Linked DNA regions of Mus musculus: region 1 is linked to region 2. Evidence: chromatin loops called from intact Hi-C (ENCODE). Cell type or tissue: left cerebral cortex. All regions are shown on one strand. Region 1 overlaps Nell2 (NEL-like 2). Region 2 overlaps Nell2 (NEL-like 2).

Region 1 (2,500 bases), 250 kb after region 2:
AAACCTGCTGCTTGCCTGGCGTCTGAGGAAAGACCTTGCCAGGGAGACGCAGAACCACACATCAGTCACTTGTCACTGACTTCGGAATTCAAATCTTGTAAGAGAAGTTACTACAGTGCAATCAATACATCAGGAACGCAAGCCTTACAAGGACACAGCGGACAGTAAATAGCGGTTCAGACACAAAGAGACTTAAGGTGGCAGGAAGTGAACTTTTGCATCTTTGAATGAAAACTATTTGTGAAGCATTTGCTCTTTCTAGTATTGAGCTCGGTATTAGCTAAAAAACAAAAGAAGTTCACTGTTGGAAACTGACATCCACCAACTGAGCACAATTCAAAGAAAACATATGACATTAGCCATGGTTATTTTTTTAATCACAATGCATACCTTAAAGAAACTGGCTATTTATGGCGAAATAAATATTGTTTTAAATGAACCAGAAAAGAAACTGATACCCTAAGACTATTACCTAGAAACCGTCATACTGTTCAATATATAATTGTCCGATTGTCCCACATAAAATGTACATTTCTGGTTTCTACTTGTGACAGATGGACACTTTGTATAGGAAGTACCCTTAGGAAGGCTAAAGGGAGCCTTTGAGGTTATCATAACAATTCATTACAATGCAGACCATTATTGGAAACTTGGTTTGTTATGCTTTCTATTTACCAAAACTATCAAGTCCTAAAATATTGAGTTCCTGTTCTAAGAGACTAAAATTGAAAGATAGAAATAACACAGAGAATGAGTCTAAAGCCTACCCCTAATTACATTTCTATTCAACTGAATTTTTGCTGACAATTGAGCTCTATTTCCTTGATTACATTTAGCTATTGTCTTCAGTATCCCAGCCCCACCCTCCCCAAAGCATCTCGGAGTAAAGAAAATATCATAAACACTCGTTGCAATAAAAACACTCATTAACAACCTTAACTGAAACCCATTTTTAAAGAGCTTACGTTTTAATTTATTATGAACACAAATTCTTCTTAAATGCAACACATGTCAGTTTTTCCCTCTCCCTACAGAAAGCTCAAGAGCTGCTGTCCATGGTGACATGCACTGGCTGAATGAGGCAACAGCGCCACCACAGAAACATCCAAGTTGCCTACTATGTCTGCTTCTTGATGGCAGATGTGCTGGGTTGGTTGCATTTTGCATCGCCAACGTTTCAGTAATTATCAGTTGCATTTTGATGGCAATTTGAAGCCATAGCTCCCAATAGCAAAAGAAACACATAACACACACACACACACACACACACACACATGTATGGTGGTGGGAGGATGCCTTGATCTTCAGGATACAGGGCATCCCCAGTGCCTCTTTTTAAATTCCATCTCCTTGGACAGTTTAGCCCCCTTTTACACCCTCGGGCTAAGCACCTTCCCACAAGGCGAGAAGTTTTCAAAAGCTTTACTCAATCAATTTGCAGGCTGGCTTTTTTTTTTCTGAAATTTTGTTCTGACTAAACAGTATATTCAAATATGATTTGAAGTCTGGACAGTAATGAATAGCCAATATCCACTGAGTTCAAAAAGAAAAAAAAGTTTTAAAATTCTACACGTACAATTATGGTGATATAGGGCTATGCTTCTGTGAACGTCCCCTTGAAATGATTTCAAAATAATCGTAGCAGTAGCATTGCCTTCCCCTCGCCGCTGATCGGCACGGGAGAATGGGGAGCGCTCCATGGTAACCGTGCTTCAAGTACAGACATGTGCAGTAAAAATACCATAAAGGAATTCCTCTGGTCAGGCACCACAGCGCCGAAACTTTGGGAGGTCAGTATTTTAACCAAGATTGAGCTATCTTGTTTCCTTCCCAAATCCATTCCACCCAAATGAGGCGTTTGTGTTACAATTTATTGTTCCCTAGACGCCCAAATCACCCATCTGCCTCTGGAGTTTCTAGTCGGTAATTAAGGCACTATCCATTAGAACCACCAAGTGCACCAAGTAAGGAGGAGGAAAAGGAGTGCGAGGGGGAGGAGGGGAGGAGAAAGAACCCACTTAAAAAGAGTCAGACCCTGAGCTCACAGAGACCCCCTCGCCCCAGCTGGGACTCTCCGCCCGCTCCGTGCAGCGTGCAGCGCCAAGCCAAGTTACCAGAAGCCGCAGAGCCAGCTCCCCGCAACACACATGGGGCTCCACACTGGGCCATACCTTGGAAGAGGAAGGCTTTCGTCCCATTATGCAGTCCCGGGACTTGGCGCACTCCATCTGTAGACTCCCCAAGTTCTAACTCTGTTAAGACGTCAATCTGTAGGGAGGGGTCCACACCAAGCCCCCAAACTGGTGGGAGTGGGGAAGGGTAGGAAAGAAAGAAAGAAAGGGGGCCATTAAAACGCAAGCTTCTACAGCAGCAAAGAAAGCACGCGTCTTGGCGACGATATTGGAAGTGCTGACAAGAGGCAACTCGCTCCTCCACAGGGAGAGCCTTACCTGGACGCGCTGTCAAGCTTAAAATAGCAGAGCGCTGGGTCCCATCTCCT
Region 2 (2,500 bases):
CAATATAAAGGAAATATATTTGAATCAAGAGGAATTACTGCTTTATGGATATTTCTTTTCTGTTCATTTTGCCAAGAACGCTCTTGCTCTGACGTTTGTGCCGCTGGCTCTTCCATCACCGTTAGATGTGCTGAAGAAGTCACCGAAGCCTTAAATATCTAATAGTGCAGTCACCCAATGTGTTAACGTTTTTGTCTTCTATGAATGTTTCATGTGTGCTTTCCTCATTAGGGAAAATGCTATATATTATTTTCTAAGACATTTGATACAGAATGCTCAACATGCTGACACCAAACGCAGATCTTTGCTTTCTGGCTTCTTGTCAAGTTCTATATTCTGTCAAAGGTCATGTAGGATGAATTCAGTAAAAATTAAAAGGCCCATCCTGCTTGCTTCCCTATGTTTTATCTCACACATTACATACATGTTACTTATATGTCTGGCTCATGGTCTGCCTCTTTTCTCTAAACGTAAGCTCTGTGCATAGCACAGTATTGAGCACATAATAGAAGAACATACTTGTTCAATGGATGAGTGATTCAAAACAATCTATGAGTAAGGACAGCTGGGCCTTACATTGGCTGTTCTTAGTTGCTCTTCCAATTACTTAAGTTGGCAGAGCCTTATAGAGACAGAGATACCATGATAACTGAAACAGGAAGACTTAATTTCCATCATGCACTGGCATTCAGATAATTGTACAATGTCTTGTGATTTTTGGTTGTTAGAGGTTTGGAAGCATGTGACAAGTGTCTAGGCTTGTGCTTGTGGCACAGGGTGCAGACACCGGCCCATACCTGGCAACAACTTTGGCACATAGGTAATGTATAAGAAAATGTGACAAGATGAAGTCTTGTCCACCATCTTGGCTTCGGTTGTCCAGTGGCTCCAGTCTTAGGTAACTTATGACGACTGTGGTTTACTTGTTGAATATAGTGAGATTGAGTGATGAGAAATGTGAACTTATTTTGACAAAGTGCACAACTCTTTCTTGGTGCCCTTTATAGCCTGTGAGGCTCAGAGCACAGTGTCTCAGAGCACCAGAGGGCAGCACACACTAACTTTCTCCTCTGCCAGAAGGATAAGGACAGCAATCCACCCACAAAACCTTCCACGCAAAATGTGTCCTGCCTACAAGATGTGAAGGGGCAAAGATAGAGCAGAGATTCAGGGAATGGCCAACCAATGACTACCTCAAATTGAGACCCACCCCATGGGCAAGAAGCAATCCCTGGCACTATTAATAACAGCATTATGCTTGAAGACAGGAACCTGTCCTCTGAGAGATTCCACCCAGCAGCCTATGCACAGAGATGCCTTGTATCCAAATATTAGATGAAGCTTGAGAGGCTTAAGGAAGAGTTGGGAGGATTGAGGGACCCAAAGAGGAGAGGGACTCCACAGGAAGACCAACAGAGTCAACTCATCTGGACCCTTGGGGGCTCCTAGAGACCGAATCACCAACCAAAGAGCAATCACGGGGTGGACCTAGGTCCCCTTCACATACATAACAGATGTGCAGCTTAGTCTTCACATGGGTCAACAACTGGGGCAGGGGGTGTCCTTGAGCCTACTGCTTGCCTGCCAGTAGACCCTCAGTCTCTAACTGGGCTGCCTTGTGTGGCCTCAGTGGGAGAGGATGCATCTAGCCCCACAGCGACTTGACGGGAAGGGCTGGGGGTCTATTAGGGGGATGACACCCAGGAGGGCTCTCGAAAGAGAAGAGTAAAGTGAAATGGGAGGATGATTTGCATGGGGGGGGGGATTCTGGGAGGAGAGGAAGGAGTGATATTGGATTGTAAAGTGAATATATAAATACATTTAAATTAAAAAAAAACACACAACTTTCTCCACTGTCATTAGCGTCTGTCTGTCTGTCTTCAAGTAGACCGTCTACTTCTCCTCAGTTTCCCATTTACTCCCTTGCTTCTCTCCATATTCTCCCAAACAACCCCCAGGCCCTGCAAAACCTGCCATAGTTAATAAAACACAAGATGTTTTTTGTTTGTTTGTTTGTTTTTGTTGGATCCTAACCAAAACGTTAGTGATGCATTTCCTCTGGCTTCCACAGACCTCAAATGCTTCAGCACACTCTAGACTCCACTGGCCCTCTGCCCAGCGCATTGGCCTACTTGCCATCCCTTAGCTGTGCCATGATGCCCCCATCCTAGATCCTTGGCACACAATTTCCTCTGCAAAGGATACCCTGCCCTTTCAAGTTACGTGCTGAACCCTTGCTCCCTAGTGTCTTAATCCATCCTAGTCATGTAAGTGGATGTGTCAGGCCTGTTCCTGCCCCAGAAAGACTGAGGGTTGAAGTTTCTGTTGAGCTACACACTGGCTCTGACTGACCCTTAGCGCTGTGTAGCACACCTGCAAGTCATTAGGGAGAGTGCTTGTTCAGGCTTCTGTCCCTTCTAAGGCCAAGGGTAAAATGGCAAACATCATCCTCATCACCAATGCCTACACCATCATCATCACTACCTTACTCCCAGGCAAG

What was found. Peaks named below come from ENCODE experiments on the same cell type or tissue, not always from the same donor. Only the 100,000 strongest peaks of a DNase experiment are listed, where the experiment ranks them.
Region 1: a loop joins it to region 2, with 6 times the contacts of the local background. A loop is called at or near these places in 6 of 42 quality-filtered maps.

The regions. Positions count from the first base shown.
Region 1 is chr15:95,525,106-95,527,605 of GRCm38, forward strand. Nell2 (NEL-like 2) reads right to left here. Exons shown (of 20, transcript NM_001356951.1): 2 at 2,172-2,300. Among named protein-coding and RNA genes, the nearest start is that of Nell2, 1.7 kb to the right of the region's middle. In left cerebral cortex, a CTCF peak has its summit at 1,082; DNase peaks (open chromatin) are centred at 1,097, 1,821 and 2,333; H3K4me3 peaks cover 2,500 bases; H3K27ac peaks cover 2,106 bases.
Region 2 is chr15:95,271,318-95,273,817 of GRCm38, forward strand. The region is part of intron 15 of Nell2 (NEL-like 2); the gene reads right to left. Among named protein-coding and RNA genes, the nearest start is that of Gm31075, 69 kb to the left of the region's middle. In left cerebral cortex, a CTCF peak has its summit at 1,030 (motif pointing right); a DNase peak (open chromatin) is centred at 1,080.